Regions from separate parts of the Mus musculus genome. Here region 2 is linked to region 1. Evidence: chromatin loops called from intact Hi-C (ENCODE). Cell type or tissue: gastrocnemius. All regions are shown on one strand.

Region 1 (8,000 bases):
GAACTGTAAGGTGAGCCACTGTGTGATGGAATTCACAGCCCTACAAAGCTCAGGTTTTGCAAATACCAGTGTTAAAGGTGGAGGGGTACTCAAAATTTAAACAGTGCCAGCAATAAGCACTGAAGGCTAGAAAGTCAAATCGATACAGGGTTTACAAAAGTCTTAACTCTTTTTTCCCTTTCTCTTTCCTAAGTAGCTCCTCTCGGTGGAAAGTCACAGCACTTCCAGCAGAAGGCACTGACCCTTCTGAAGGGTCGGGGTCATATCAAAGTCTCCTGTAGCTCCTGTGTGTCTAGTAAAGCCTTCTGCCTGCAATACCTAAGAACTCAAGCCATGACGTGATGGCTTTCATTGTCTCCTGAAAAACTCCCCCAAATCCATTTACGCTGCTTTAGTGAGTCACTGTGTGAACACAGTCTACTGACAGCAGGATAGAGATAGTCAGGGTTGATGCTGACATTCAGACAAACGCAAAGAAAACTGAACTGAATGCCTCATGGTATGTTTCATAGAAAAACTTATGAAGAGATTTTGCTATGACAGCGATAGCGATCTCGGTTACTGGTGTCTGAGGTCAGGCCCCACAGTTCTGTATAACAACAGAAAAGGACAGCTCTGCACAGGCTCCTGGGCCCTGTAGATCTAGTCCGCACCTGCCAAGCTCCCCACAAGCCACGGGAGCGGAGTGGCCATGTCTCGGCCAAGGAACCACGCAGATAGCACTTGCTCTCCCCAGTCAGGGGCCTGGCTAAAGGTCCAGTAAGGGGGGAAACACTTTCTTAAACTAACCTCAGACCACTGTGACTGCTGTCTGCCTTCCCTTGTAGCACCTTCCTTCCTCGGGGGCCCTTTTAGCTGACTCCGGTGTGGCTAACTAGAATCCTGGCCTCTTAGCTCTTTCCTCTGGCAATGCGTTCAAAGCAGTGCTGTTGTTAGTGTCGCGAAGTCCTCCCTGTTTCAAAGTTCTTCCTTCCGGGCCAGTTTGGAGCCTTCTTCTAAACATATTCTCACCAACATGCTAAAGTCAGACCCACTGAAGAGAAATGTCCTGAACCTTGGGAATAAGACAGAAAAGGAGCAGCTGTCCTTGTCGTGTGAGGCTGGAGCCCACTGACCAACCCTAGGGCTCAGCTACCTGAACACTCTTAGCTTCCTTGACTCCTGTTTATATCAGTTGGTAGCCTGACTATGACACACACGTATTGTACATAAATGATTTGTCTTATAAAGAAAAAAGGCCCTAAAAGGTTATTGTTTTATTGACCTGTAATAAAAACTAACCATTTCTGTCTGTAATAGAAATGCATGCAGTATGTTTTTCTGGTGGCCTATATAAATATCCATGATTGCCTCAGAAGCCATTTACCATCTGGTGATGCCTTATTATCTGTGTGAGCCAAAGTCCAGCCTATTTATTCCATACATGTGAGGAAATCGTGCTATCAACTTTTTGAAAATTAAACTTTTGCAATACCTTTCCTTAGAGCCTTGAATGTATATTTGTGTAAAAATTAACTTTAAAGTTAGCAGTTATGATCTCTCCAGCTCTCTGCCTTTTACGTCGTGGCTAACAGGTGAAGATGAGTTAAAGGGCTGGGGAAGTCCATCCTTCAGGAACAGGGCTGCAGCAAGCCAGTATGTAACTAGTGGTCTGGCCAACAAGTTCAAAGCACTAAGTGCTAAAAGGGTAGTAAAGGCAGTTCCAAGGATATCTACATTTAAATGAAATGGGCAGGATATGCAGTCAAGGATGGGCATGGCACCACAAATATCAACAACAAAGTATTTCAATGATGCTCTCTAAGGACAAAATAGCCTTCTGTGGAAGTGTGTGTCTGTAAGCACAGCACTCAGATACTGGGGCCAGCCTGGGCTAAATGAGACTCTACCCCCCACCCCCCATCAACAAACCACCTAATCAAACAACAATGACCATGGTTATCACTCAGCCTGAGAGAGAAGCACTAGCTCTGTTAGATGTTGAGGTATATAGTGGCAAACGACACAAACGTATCCCTACCTTCTGAGTCTTCAGAGACCAGAGATAAGCATCTGTAATTATGTGAGGTGCACACAAAACCAGAGTCTCAGAGAGGTCTGAAACGACTCGGGAGGGTCGAGGAGGCAAGAGAGGGAGGAGGAAAAGGAGGAAGAGGAGGAAGAGGAGGAGGAAGAGGAGGAGGAGGAGGGGGGGAGAACCTGTTGAAATTCAAACTGCAGTGGCAGTGTAGTTGGGAGGGATGATGAAATTAAAAACCCAAAGACACAGAACGGTCTCCTGATCAATCCATCACGGCGTTTGGGCTTTGCATCAGAGATGGGAGATTACGGAAAGAGTCTGCAGTCATGAGTGTGGGACAGGAATCTGTATGCTGACAGCTGAGAAGAGATGGAAGCAGAAGATGGAAGGGAAGAGCCCAGCCTGGAGGCCGGTCCCTCCATACTCTAGGCAGAAGCTGCTGTGAGCTAAGGGGAGGGGATTGTAGCGATGGAGACAGAGACAGAAGATGGGAGAAGTCCTTAAAGATGGATGACTGGATCAATTAGCTTCGTGTGGGAGACAGTGACAAGAAGGAAGGGTAATGTCTTAGTTTTCTGAGCTAGGAGGTTCTTGACCAGACAGAAGCCCAGAGAGCCAATTACTCAGCCAAGATGGGCACAGCACAGCCTTAGAGGGAGAACTTTGAGGTTTCAAATGCCTTCCTGCTGCCTGCCTATTGAGATGTAGCTGCTCATTTTCTTTGGAGAAGACAAGTGTGAGTAATATGTGAGGCCTCCAGTGGGGACGCAACAGGTGGCTATCTGGGCCTGATCGTTGCGTCCAGTCAGTGAACACAATTGACTGAGTCCTCAGCACACCGTTGGTTGGCTCCTGCTACAGAGAAGTTAAAGATGCAAACGGAGTACAGGCTGAAGCTTAAAGGAGGCCCAGGAGGAAACTGCTGGATTGAAATGGCCAGGAAGGGAGCAGAGAAGGAAGGGAAGGGGGCAGAGGAGGGAGAGAGGGAGGAAGAAGACAACTCTTTAGGAGCTAAGACTCCTGGGCTAGAGGCAGAGGCTCTGGTCACTCAGCAGAAAGAGCAGCTGACACAGTGCTTGGGTCGTTATCACCCGCAAGTCCAGCGAGCGATGCCGATGGCTGAGGGTTTCAGCGCAGGAAAGAATACTGCTTTCCTAGGGAGCCTGGCTCTGTTGTAATGGGTACAGGGCAGACTAGCCTTTTCTCCTGAGAAGATTCTATTTAAGCAGCCTTACAAAGATCATGAAGAATATGGGGGTGGGCAGTGTCTCTGCTCCAAAAATATACTAAGCCACAAGACAGTGCTGTCTTCCAACAGAGGAAGTGCCCAGCAACTTAGTCAATGTTGAGTTAATTAAGCACATTAGCAAGCTTTCCCATCGCCGTCTTCAAGTACAGTCACAGGGCCAGTAGCCTCCTCACACGAGGAAAGCATAACCAGATAGCCACGTTGTAATGACAAATTACATTACATTCCTCTCTACATTCTGAAGGGAACACTGATCCGTGGGCACAATCACTCAATAAAGTACAATTTTGACCAATGGAACTGATGTCCAAGTCACAATTTCTTCCTTTGATTTTTAAATGGAGTAATCTGCTAAGTGTCCTTTTGAAATCTAGACCCTTGAGAGACTGAAATATGGTCTTAGAACCAGCAACAGTAGGCTATACCCCAGATCTTTTTTTTTTTTTTGAGCCAGGGTTTCTCTGTGTAGCCCTGGCTGTCGTGGAACTCACTCTGTAGACCAGGCTGGCCTCGAACTCACAAAGTCACCTGCCTCTGCCTCCCAAGTGCTGGGATTAAAGGCGTGTGCCACCACGCCCGGCTCCCAGATCTACTATTTCCTAATCTTCCTTTTGGCAAGCTCCCTGGCTAATCTGTAGGTGTGGATATTTAGTCAGTGGATTTAGAGGGAGAACAGACTTTCTAAACACAGGTTGGGCCAGATAATTATCTAATGCTTCCCTGTTGGAATCGCTCCATTTGACTGTTGCACCTGGAAAGCAGCCAGGGACAACAGGTAAACAAACAGGAATGGCCACAGGTGCCCCGGAGGCAAAGGCTGGCAGATCTCTGTGCCTTAGCATTGCTTTGAATCAACAGCTATATTTCACAAAGAGAGAAGAACAACAGGCTACCCTCTGATAACTAGCTTAGTAGACCCAGTCGAATCCCTAGAACACCTGGACACATTTCTTTGTGACTCCTTATCAGCCACGATGTGATTAAGCAATTGTTACTCTTCCACCAGATGGATGTCACATGACTTATAAGTGGGGCATACAATTCCTCCTTCTCTGTCTGCACAACTCCAGCTGCTAATTCATTCCTTGGCTGTCAGAGGTGCGAGTCAGCGGTCACATTCACTTCCCTCTGTTTGGTTTGGTCATCTGTCCAAGCCAGCATGCACAGTCTGCTTCTCTCGGGACAACTTTCCTTTTCTCATATTGACTTCTAGCATATATGACCCAAAGATGACTCTCCTTGCTAAAGATGACGTGGAAAGGAAGGGCCAGTGGGAAGGGAAATAAAAATGCCGAACTGAACAAGCTGAATTTAGGGTCCTAACATTCAGACTTGCACAGTGGATAAAGAACAAACACAAAAAGAAAAAAAGAAAAAAACGTACAATTTCTCTCTTTTTTGTTTGTTTGTTTGGATATGGGATCAAACTTGCTATGTAGCCAAGGCTGGCATTGAACACCTGGTTGTCCTGTGCCCACCTCCTCCTAAGTGCTGGAAGTACAGCTATACGCCACCATGCTTGATTCTCTTTTTACTTTCAAGCTGAATTTACTCGTTCTCTCTGGCTATGAGAACTCACTCTTCTGTACTGAAGAGTTAGCTGCTGACCTGGCCTTTCCCAGGCAGATCAACAGGAACAAGAACAACTGAGGTCCAATCAATCAATGCTCACAGCGTGATGGGTGTGGGTGTTTGCTGTGTTTTCCAGGGAAACTTCATTAAACTTCTGAACATTCACAGATGTAAAACACTGTAAGGAAACTGGAGAAGTGCCCTACTTCTTAAGTAACTCTATGGAATTCCTTATCCATAGGCAGCAGGCCTGGGAAGCAGCAGGAAGAAGTGAAGCGAAGGATTAGTTTCTGAGACAAGACTACAAAGACCTGGGCCTCTGGAGCCAAGGCAAGCAAGATCTTAGCTGCCAAAGTGCATTTTGGCCTGCAGGCCTCCTCTGTGGACACACAGCTGCAACGGGAGGGATTGTAATGTGGCTTTCCAGGGGACAATGAGAACAGTTCTCCATCTCACCCATAGCACAGCAAATACTATAGGCAAACCTGGTTTCTCAATGGCAAGAGGTGGATTCCTTATGACCTGGTGGTTTGCCAAAGCTTGCCTGGCCTGAAAAGCATCTGTAGGAACTTGTGGAGCTTCTTGCTTTAGGAAACACACTGACCACAGCTACTCTTAAAAAGGAAAGCATTTGACTGGTCCAGAGGTTTAGTCCCTTATCATCAGGCTGGGAGGTATGGCCACAAGGAGGCAGACAGTAGTGGGGAGGGGGAAAGGAGCTGAGAGATCTACATCTGAATAGGCAGGCAGCAGGAAGAGGGGCAGACCAGGCCTGGTTTGAGCATTTGAAACCTCAACTTTCACCCCCCCAGGGCTAGGCATCCTCAAACAAAGCCACACCTCCTTGGCAACTAAGCACTCAACACTATGAGCCATATGGGGAACATTTGTACACAAACCACAAGTGGGTAGCAAATACTATCAGGAACCCAAAGGCCAGCATTTACTGAGAAATATTATATAGTAGGAACTGTGCTAAGTGCTTTTCATTTCATACTATTTCATTTAGAATCCAAGACAGTAACCTAATAGTTTGCACAGGAGAAGCAAGAGGCTTACAGAGAGCATGGCTAATGGCTACTGTGGAGGACAAGAGTCACAGTAATGGCTGAAAGGTCAGCACGGAGCTCAAGGAACAGGAGAAAGGGGACAGAAAAAAAAATGAACAAAGGAGAAAAGGACTGTGTACTCACCATGTAAGACAGCAGCGACACAAATCAAATTTCATTCACATATAAGGATAAAACACTCGTACACTGAAGGCCTCCTGTAAAAGGAGTTTGAGTAACTTAACGTACTAAATAACCTCTTACACCACGGGCGTAACACTGGAACTGCATTCCCACTGGCCTAGAGGATTACAATTACGTATATATTTGCTAATCATATCATTGGCATTTACAAAAGAACAGTGCCCGGCTGATGCTAGGCACTTTTTTTTTTTTGCTAGAGCAGTGAATGGATGGATGAATGAATGAATGTGTGTCCACACATGCTTCTCTGAGAGAGCAGCATATCTACCTAATGAGAAGGACACTATCTTAAGTGCTTTAAGACTCTTGTTTGTTTGTTTTTTTCTTTTTGAGACAGGGTTTCTGTATAGCTCTGGCTGTCCTGGAACTCACTTTGTAGACCAGGCTGGCCTCAAACTCAGAAATCCTCCTGCCTCTGCCCCCCAAGTGCTGGGATTAAAGACGTGCGCCACCATGGCTGGCTAAGACTCTCAAATTAGTAATAGTGAGTCAGCTGATATATGTTGACTACTTGCTTAAGTACATATCCTAAGCTACTTTATGCTTTTCATACACATAACTCATGCAGTCCTTAAACACACTTATGACATTGTATTGTCTGACTTTCATTTTCACAGACAAGAAAACAGAAATAGAAAAGAGAATTATACAGAGATTTAAAAGGGCAGGATGGGGTGGAATGGGAAGCCCTGGTCTCGCATCCTGGGTAAGAGTTGTCAGAGGATTTACGGAATGTAGGACATTAGACATGACAGGTACCTCCTTTTACACACCATGAAATTGAGCCCCAAGAAGACCTCTCACCACTACAGGTGTAGTTAGTAGATGCACAAGAACTAGTGGGCAAGGGGACCAATATCCATGCCCGAATCTTCGTTTCTGATGGTGCACATGTGCTCAGGTGGACACACGGAGTAGTCTACATGCAGAAGAGTGGAAGGTCATTTGCCTAAACTTATGATTGCTACACACACACACACACACACACACACACACACACACACACACACGCGCGCGCGCGCGCCAAGCAACAGGAATGGTAGATGGGGGCATTACAATAGACTTGAAACAGAGACTGTTGAAGAGAACTAAATCGTACAATAGGTGCCCTCTCCCGCCTGCCTCTTAAATGAAGCAAAACAAAACAGCCCAGATGCTAACACAGCTAGGGAGGAACATGTCTACAAAGTTCACAAAAGGTAGATGTGTGCAAGGTGGTGGCTATGACAGAGTGATGGCCAACAGGGACAGAGAGAAGGTAATGGGGGAAATGTGGACTCCAGGGATTTAATTCAGGCCTCTGGATGCAAAGGAGACCAAGAAGAGGAAAAGATGAGGAGGAGGAAGAGGAGGAAGAGGAGGAGGAGGAAGTAAATAAAAACAGTCCAGCCTTCTAGATAACTTGAAATTGACTTCTCTTTAAATAATGCTTTGAAAATAATAGTTTAATTAAAACTATTGTTCAGATTTACTCCAAAGTTTTAATATACACAGACAGAAGAGATCTCTGTTCGTGTGAAATGAATGGGCTTGGCAAAGCTACTCTACTGCTTCTGGATGTGTCTAACTGGCAACACACTCTGCTTCCAGTGCTGGGTGCCGATCAACGCTGAACAGAGACAACTGCATGCCATCTGCTTTGTCTCGTGCATCATGCATCTGGTTTACTCCAGTTTTTACAATATTCCTTATCAGAATCACCCCTCCAGCAGAGAAAAGAAACCCACAACGTTTTTACTCTGAGAGGTTCCAGTCCACAGGCGATGAATTAACCAATGCCTCTAAAAAATATCCCCGCCTCCTGTGAGCATCACTGGTCCTGACTCTTCCTCCCTACCCACAACACAAAGGGGAGGGTTCGGGTACCAGGCTGTCTTTTCAAAGTCAGTTTCCTACCTACCTCCCA
Region 2 (8,000 bases), 160 kb after region 1:
ATGATGGAACTGAGTGCTTGAAATTTTACATATTTAAAGATGATCAGTAGGGTGCCATGTGTGGTGGACACACTTTTAATCCCAGCAACTGGGAGGCAGAGGCAGTTGTATTTCTGTTAGTTCAAAGTCAGCCTGTTCTACACAGTGAGTCCTAGAACTTCGGAGCTACATAGTGTCTCAACAAAACAAAACAAAAAAAGAAAGAAAGAAACAAAGAAACAAAGAAAGAAACAAAGAAACAAAGAAACAAAGAAACGAAGAAAAAAGGAAAAGAAAAAAAAATTAGTTTCCGTTGCATATCATCTCCTCAATTGGCTTATTTGACAATATTTATTCTACATGTTTAGTGTAGACACATCTAAACTATATATTTCAGGTCTCATATTCCTTAGGGTTCACTGTAGACACTACATAAATGTTTCCCATAATGGATGCTGTCAATATGTTTCTATTTTTGAGGAAATATAGTTTATTCTAAGCCAAATATGAGTGACCATGGCTGGGAAATATGGATTTCTATTACCTTGAAGGATGTGCTCTATCTTGGAAGATGTGAAAAGAGACCGAATCTAACCCACTGAATTCTGTTTTGTTTCTGATTTCAACTTTTTGAGTTCTATTGCATTATTCTTCCCTTCAGTTCTAAGGTTCTAAGAACAGTCCTGATTGATACACATATATTATAACAGAATAAAGATAATTTGTTCCTTGCATTTGATCAACACACTGATGGAACACTGGCTACAGCAAAGTCAGGAAATGTTATGTTGCTGCTCTTTAACTTTAGAGTTTATAGAGGCTGGAAGTCTCCTGAGTTTAGCATGTATTCTAAGGGTTTCATTTGATAGTCATGAGAATGCTGAGTCAGCTAGCTAAAAAGGATAAAAGTTGGGACTTAGAAAGATAGTTCCAGGGCTGGAGAGATGGCTCAGTAGTAAGAGCACCGACTGCTCTTCCGAAGGTCCTGAGTTCAAATCCCAGCAACCACATGGTAGCTCACAACCATCTGTAATGAGATCTGACGCCCTCTTCTGGTGCATCTGAAGACAGCTACAGTGTACTTAGATATAATAATAAATAAGTCTTTTTTTAAGAAAAGAAAAAAGAAAATAAGAAAGATAGTTCCAGTGGATAAGAGCACTGACTGTACTTCTAGAGGTCCTGAGTTCAATCCCCTACAACCACATGGTGGCTGTGATGGTTTGTATAGTCTTGGACTAGGGAGTGGCACCATTTGGAAGAGTGACCTTGTTGGAATAGATGTGACCTGGTTGGAGTGGGTGTGTCACTGTGAGTGTGGGCATAAGACCCTCATCCTAGTTGCCTGGAAGTCAGTCTTCCACGAGCAGCCTTTGGATGAAGATGTAGAACTCTCAGCTCCTCCTGCACCATGTCTGCCTGGATGCTGCCATGCTTCCACCTTGATGGTAATGGACTGAACCTCTGAACCTGTAAGCCAGCCCCAATTAAATGTGGTTTTTTCCCCGCCCCTAAATGTTTTTTATAAGACTTGCTTTGGTCATGATGTCTGTTTAAAGCAGTAAAACCCTAACTAATACAGTGGCTCACAACCATCTATTCTGGTGTGTCTGAAGAGAGTGACAGTGCACTCACATACATAAAGTAAATAATACATGGCTACTAAAGGGATAGATATAACCCAAGATCATTTCAGTGGAGAAATCTATAGGACTCAGATGTTGTCTTTGTCAAATTCTTATTAGCCTTAGGCTGGTGGAAATTGGAAGCTTCACATTTAGTGATATATTCAAAAATTATATGTAAATGCCATGAGCATCTTAACTCTGGTGTGACAGTTGATAGCAAATGACTATTAGGAAGGACCAAAGATTGTTCAAGATACTTTCTTATTTGTCAGCTTCCATCTCTCGAAATCATATAGTCTAGTCAGCCAAAGTTAGTCTACAAGATCTTCACTACAGATAGAGCATGCTTCCAGAGAACTTCAGTTCACACCTCCTTTATGATTTTCATTATTTCCCCAATCTTCTGCCTCTTAGTCCCACCAAACTGGGATTTGATTTTAACATAAAGGAGTTGGAGGTATACAAACATTCAAACTATAGCAGTACGTGTGAATTGAAATTCCAAGGGACACAGCAGGCACATAAATCGGAACCTAGTGTATACCTAAATTTTTAAATTTTGGTTATCAGTAATTTTTAGGTGTGAAGTCTGTTGGGATTCAGACCTGGGACAAACAGCCAAGGTGCATATTTAACATACCAGAGTGGATCTGGCCTCCATGTTCTCCCAGCATCCCTCAGTCCCTGCTTGGCATACTCTGTGCTCTACCCTGAACTTCCTAGTCCAGAGGCTGGGCTTCTCCTCCCACAGAAGCGCTTCCCTATATAATCTAGACATATTGGTCTCTCTGCTCTGCTCTCCTCTAGGCATTCTCTCTCTCTCTCTCTCTCTCTCTCTCTCTCTCTCTCTCTCTCTCTCTCTCTCTCTCTCTCTCTCTCTCTCCACTCTCTTTCTGTTCCCCTCCCCTCTCTCTCCCTCTCCATAGCAACTTCCCTGGCCTCCTCCCTTGGGACCAGTGAACCTGCCTACCTAAGAGCAGCTTCCTAATAAATCTGCCTCTGTATACTCTAATCCAGCTCGAATCGGCTCATCTCACCAGCAGAGAAATAACTTATCAAAATCTAACAACTAGTTGTTTCCATAGGCCTCAATTTGGCTTCTTGGGCTCTTATTATTTTCCAAGACTACCAACACTCTTACAGCAACGCACTCCCATACCCTCAGCCAAGAATTAAGGTGTAACAGGCCTGTAATACTATCTACTCAGGCAGGAGGATCACAAATTCAAGAAAAACAAACAAACAAACAAACAAAAAAAAAAAAAAAAACCACGGGCGTGGTAGTGCATGCCTTTAATCCCAGCACTTGGGAGGCAGAGGCAGGCAGATTTCTGAGTTCGAGGCCAGCCTGGTCTACAGAGTGAGTTCCAGGACAGCCAGGGCTACACAGAGAAACCCTGTCTCGAAAACAAACAAACAAAGAAAAGAAAACAAAAACAAAACAAAAAGACAAATTCAAGAACAGCCTAGGCTAGAGAGTTCAGGCCGGGACAAGTTGGTACTAATGTGTATCAAAATAGAAAGTTAAACAGGAGATGTTTCACTAAGTTCTGGGTTGAAGCCCTGATACTGCTGAGAAGAGTTTTAGAATGTATTAACATGGACAATGAACTTTAGAAAGACAAACTCCTCTAGACAAATTAGAAATGCCACCTGCAATGCATAGAAATGCAATGGAGATGGTAGTGTTCAGTTCAGTAACCCATACAGCCTATTTATAGTTGGTAACAATCTGTGAAGATGTTTAGCATGATAATAGCGTACATTTTTCTTTTGAGAAATTATGCTTTTTATATATATTTTTCCGAGACAGGGTTTCTCTATAGTCCTGGTTGTCCTGGAACTCACTTTGTAGACCAGGTTGGCCTTGAACTCAGAAATTCGCCTGCCTCTGCCTCCAAAGTGCTGGGATTAAAGGAGTGCACCACCACGCCTGGCTTGTATTATTTTTAATTATTTGAAATAATTTAAATTTAGCAAAAAAGTTTTATAAGGACATACATAATCTCCAAGCTAACCTATATATAAGAACAACTTTTTGAATAAGGGAATTTTTTTATGCAAATGGATATTGTTAATTCTAAGATTTTACAGTGAAGAAAATGCTGACCTCTTTTTCCGAATCAGCAAGAGAGCAAAGATGAAGCTGTAATGTGATGTGGTGTGGTCATTTGCAGCAGCACACTAGCAACACTTGCTTAATCCAAAAACACTGGAGCTCTCTAATTTCTAAAATAAATGTCAGGTTGCCCACTTCTCTGCATTGCTGAATGCTTTACAGAGATGAATACTATTTTCTTCTTTGATATTGCTTCTCTCTGGAGCAACTCACAGACTAATATTAAGCAGTTATGAAGATTCCAACTCAAATAAAGGGAACCATGTTTTATATTAGACTAGCAATATAACCACTCTTCTGCCCTCTGCTCAGGAATTTAGTCACTTAGTTTCTATTGTACTCGAGTTAGGGAGAGTTATGCATGCTGATTCCCTCCATTCAAATGTGATTACTCCCTCTTCATGTGGGTAGTAACTGGGTTTGTCATTCGGTTAAACCACAGTGGGTAAGCTGTCTCCTTGCAGAAGACTTTCTGCTCTGGTGGTTTGTAGAAGCTCTCCATCTAATAGTTTTTCAGCCTCTTAAGTGGAAATCTGTCTCAGGAAATTAGGGGGGGAAGAAGAGTAGACAGTAGTGGATGATAAGCTATTGGGAGGTGCAGTAAATAATGGAGGGAAATGTAACTGAAAAGAGGGGAATCATTTAGGGCTATTAGGTGACATCCACTTGGATAGAGAGCTATTATACCTGTAAATGTAGAAAAATGATAATGTTGACATCTCTTCATCACACAATCTGTGTCATTAATAAATGATGAAGGCTAGAAAGAGTGAGAGAAATAACGCCAACACTACATAGCAGTGGCACAGAGGCACTTGGGAAAACTAGCTAAGCTGAAAATGAAGGCTCAACTTAGCACCATTATGGAGGGAAAAGAGTTCATGATATGCATGGAAAAAGCATGAACCACATGCTTTTGTTGCTTAAATAGATAACTTTATATTACCAGAGAAAGTCAACGTAGGAGGAACAGAAGAAAACTGGGTCAGGAAATGTTGAGCACTGTTGGAAGTGGTGATGGGGAGGAGGGTATATTTAAACAAACAAACAAACAAACAAAACATTTGCTTTTACTGTAAAGACAAGCTGCCTGCACCACTATAGGCTATAGGCTAGATCAAAGTTATGTACAGAGAAATTGCCCACTTCCTATTCCTGAAAGAAATGGCACTACATTAAAGTTCTCCAGAGGATTTTTATCTTCTCAAAAATTCTCCAGAGTTACTCTATCTGATTGTCCCTGAGATGCTTAACAAGGCTGTAAGTCCAAGCTAAGAAAAAAATAAAGGTCTAAATGGGACAGACAGCCCGTGTCTCTGAGACAGCATCATCTGTGAGGACAGCACCAGGTCAGTGAAGCTCTCCAAGGCTCATTTCAAAGAATAGAGTGGGGTGACTGCTGCATGAACTGCTGCAGTAGGGCAAGCTGCAGAGAGGACAGCTAGTGGCCCACCAGCAAGTGCTTGAGTGCTAGGATGCCTAAGGCCAGCTGGGCATCTGGCTACTAAAGAAGATGGTAATTTCCTTTGTCTAGGTTCCAGCAATGGATACAACCAGGAAAATCTAAGTGACACCCACCTCTCTACTCCATGCTTTTTCCTAAGGCAGGGATGCAGACACAAAGGCTCAAGTCCTTACTACCATCTTCTTGCCAAGCAACAAGATGGGAACAAGCTGAATAGCCATGTGAGTTCGTGTCCAGAAACAAGCCTAATTTGGGCTTTCTATTACTTAGAAACAAGCCTTATCCTATATAAACAAGCTATGAATTCCTAAAAAGTAGATTGTTTTGTTTAAAAGGTGCTCAAAAAAGTGAATTACTAACCCTGGCTAATGTCAGGTTGATTACTTTCAACTCCCACAACCTTAGCATCTTACACTGAGTGCAAATGAGATTATTGGTGATAGATTGTTAACTGGAAGACGAAGAGTGGGATTCATTGTGATTGGCCTCCACACATCATATATGTGCATATGTGGAGGAAGAAAGACTCAGAAATTATTTCTGAAAATAGAAACATACCAGACATCATTGGGTCAGGGTTTGTTGATGGTTTTAACATACCAGGTTTCTGGCTGTTAGTTGACCAGAGGACTCCTGACCCCACAAGACTCTGGATAATGAAACTAAAACTTTTGAATAATGAGGGAGGAAAATAAGCATCATACTTATCTTCAAAAAGGACATCAATTTCTCTTTCCTCTACTCCAAAGAAAATCACCCATATAGATAAGATATAAATAAAACAATCTTTTTTTTAAAGATCTATTTATTATTATACATAAGTACACTGTAGCTGTCTTCAAACACACCAGAAGAGGGCACCAGATCTCATTATGGGTGGTTGTAAGCTAGGATTTGAACTCAGGACCTTCGGAAGAGCAGTCAGTGCTCTCACCCGCTGAGCCATCTCACCAGCCCCAATCTTTTTTTTTTTTTAAGATGTATTTGTTTATTTTGTAAAAGTACATTGTAGCTGTCTTCAGACACACCAAGAGAGGGCATCAGATCTCATTACAGATGGTTGTGAGCCACCATGTGGTTGCTGGGATTTGAACTTGGGAACTCAGTCAGTGCTCTTAACCGCTGAGCCACCTCTCCAGCCCTAAAACAATCTTTTAGTTTAGCAAATTAGAGTGGTCTTTAATTTTTAAGTTTATTATTATAATGAGTGCATACTCATGATGTCTGTGTTTGTTTGTTTTGTGTGCATGCACCATCGAGTACGTGGTGGTCAGAAGATAACTTTGTAGAGTCATTTCTCTCCTTCTGCCTTTATGTGTGTTCCAGGGATCAAACTCAGGTTGCCAGGGAAGCCTGGCATGCTCCTTACACACGGAGCAATGTCTTACCTGGAAAAGGAGCCTGTAGGTGTTCACTGAGAAAGTAAAGGCAATTTGAACTATTCATAGATACAGAATACAGTGTAAACATACTTGGATGAAGCTGATTTGTACCTTCAGATTTAAGATTGGACTAAGAAACTCTACTCTAGGAGGATTTCTAAGGCCGAATCTTCTGGACAGTATTTACATGGCTTGATAAGGAAGTCGGCCAGTTCCTCCTGCCTTCTGTTTTTCATAACCCACGCATGCACACTCCACAGTGGGGAACAATCATGGAGGAGGAGGGTTCCCAGACTGCCCTTTGAGAATAAAATGGGAGGCCAGAACCAAAGTCTTTTGGATAAAGCACCAACACTGACTACACACGAACCCGTTTGGATGCCTTCCTTCCCAAGGCACGGATCGTCCCAGCATGGGAAAGACAGACCTCCCTCCCTCCCTCCCTTTTAACCCATTTTTACTCTTCCACCATACACTCAATAAAATAAAATAAAGAAAAAAGAAACTCTACTGTTGCGGCAAATCTCCTCCCAAATATGCCCCGGCAATGAAAACACAACACAATTAATATGAATATATGCTGTGTGCCTAGCCTGGGCAGATCTACCACTACACTACCATCTTCTCCATCTATGAGACCCCTTAGAACTTGCAGTTTCTCCAGGCCATGTGCTTCTGCTTCGCTCTTCCTCTTCCTCTTCTTCCTCTTCTGCATCCTCTCCCTCTTCCATTTTCTCCTTCCCCCCTCTCTCTCTTCCACTCCACCTTCCCTTTTATCTGCCCAAACTTCAACTCTCCTTTATTTCACAAATTAAGGTGGGAAGCAGGTTTACCGGAAATCACCCAAGTGCTGACTCAGTCCTTGTTCACAACCACACCCTGGAGAACGGAATTAACATCAAATATAATTAGCCCCAGAGCTATCCACAACACTCTGCTAGAATCATTCTTCTGTAATTAGGAGGCATATTAATAAAATGTTAGTTATTGTGTCCTTGCAGCATATTTCTGGAATTCTTTGTACCATCTACTTACTGTCAATATATCAGACCCCCCCCACCCCCGCCTTCCGCCTTCCCCCATCCTTTCTCTCTTTCTTCTCTTCTCTCATATATTACATCCAGTCAACAGGTTCCCCTCCCTCCATTCCTTCCAGTCCCTCCCCACCACCAACCCTCTCCCCAACTCTTTCTCCATTTCTCTTCAGAAAAAAAGCAGGCCTCCCAGGGATATCAACTGAACATGGCCTAACAAGTTATAGTGAGGCCAGGCACAAACCCTCATATCAAGGCTGGAGGAGGTAACCCAGTAAAAGCAGGCAAAAGTGTCAGAGACACCCTCCACATCCACTGTTAGAAGTCTCACATGAACACCAAGCTATACAACTATAATGTATATGCAGAGGACCTAGCTAAGATTCATACAGG

The links. A loop is a pair of places that touch in the nucleus more often than their neighbours do. Peaks named below come from ENCODE experiments on the same cell type or tissue, not always from the same donor. Only the 100,000 strongest peaks of a DNase experiment are listed, where the experiment ranks them.
Region 2: it touches region 1 in a loop (3-fold over the local background); 11 of 42 quality-filtered maps call a loop at or near these places.

What each region holds. Positions count from the first base shown.
Region 1 is chr8:78,653,168-78,661,167 of GRCm38, reverse strand. The region is part of intron 5 of Slc10a7 (solute carrier family 10 (sodium/bile acid cotransporter family), member 7); the gene reads right to left. Among named protein-coding and RNA genes, the nearest start is that of Gm39203, 17 kb to the left of the region's middle. In gastrocnemius, no CTCF peak of the experiment used is centred here; a DNase peak (open chromatin) is centred at 4,018.
Region 2 is chr8:78,489,337-78,497,336 of GRCm38, reverse strand. No RefSeq gene overlaps it. Among named protein-coding and RNA genes, the nearest start is that of Rbmxl1, 16 kb to the left of the region's middle. In gastrocnemius, no CTCF peak of the experiment used is centred here; no DNase peak of the experiment used is centred here.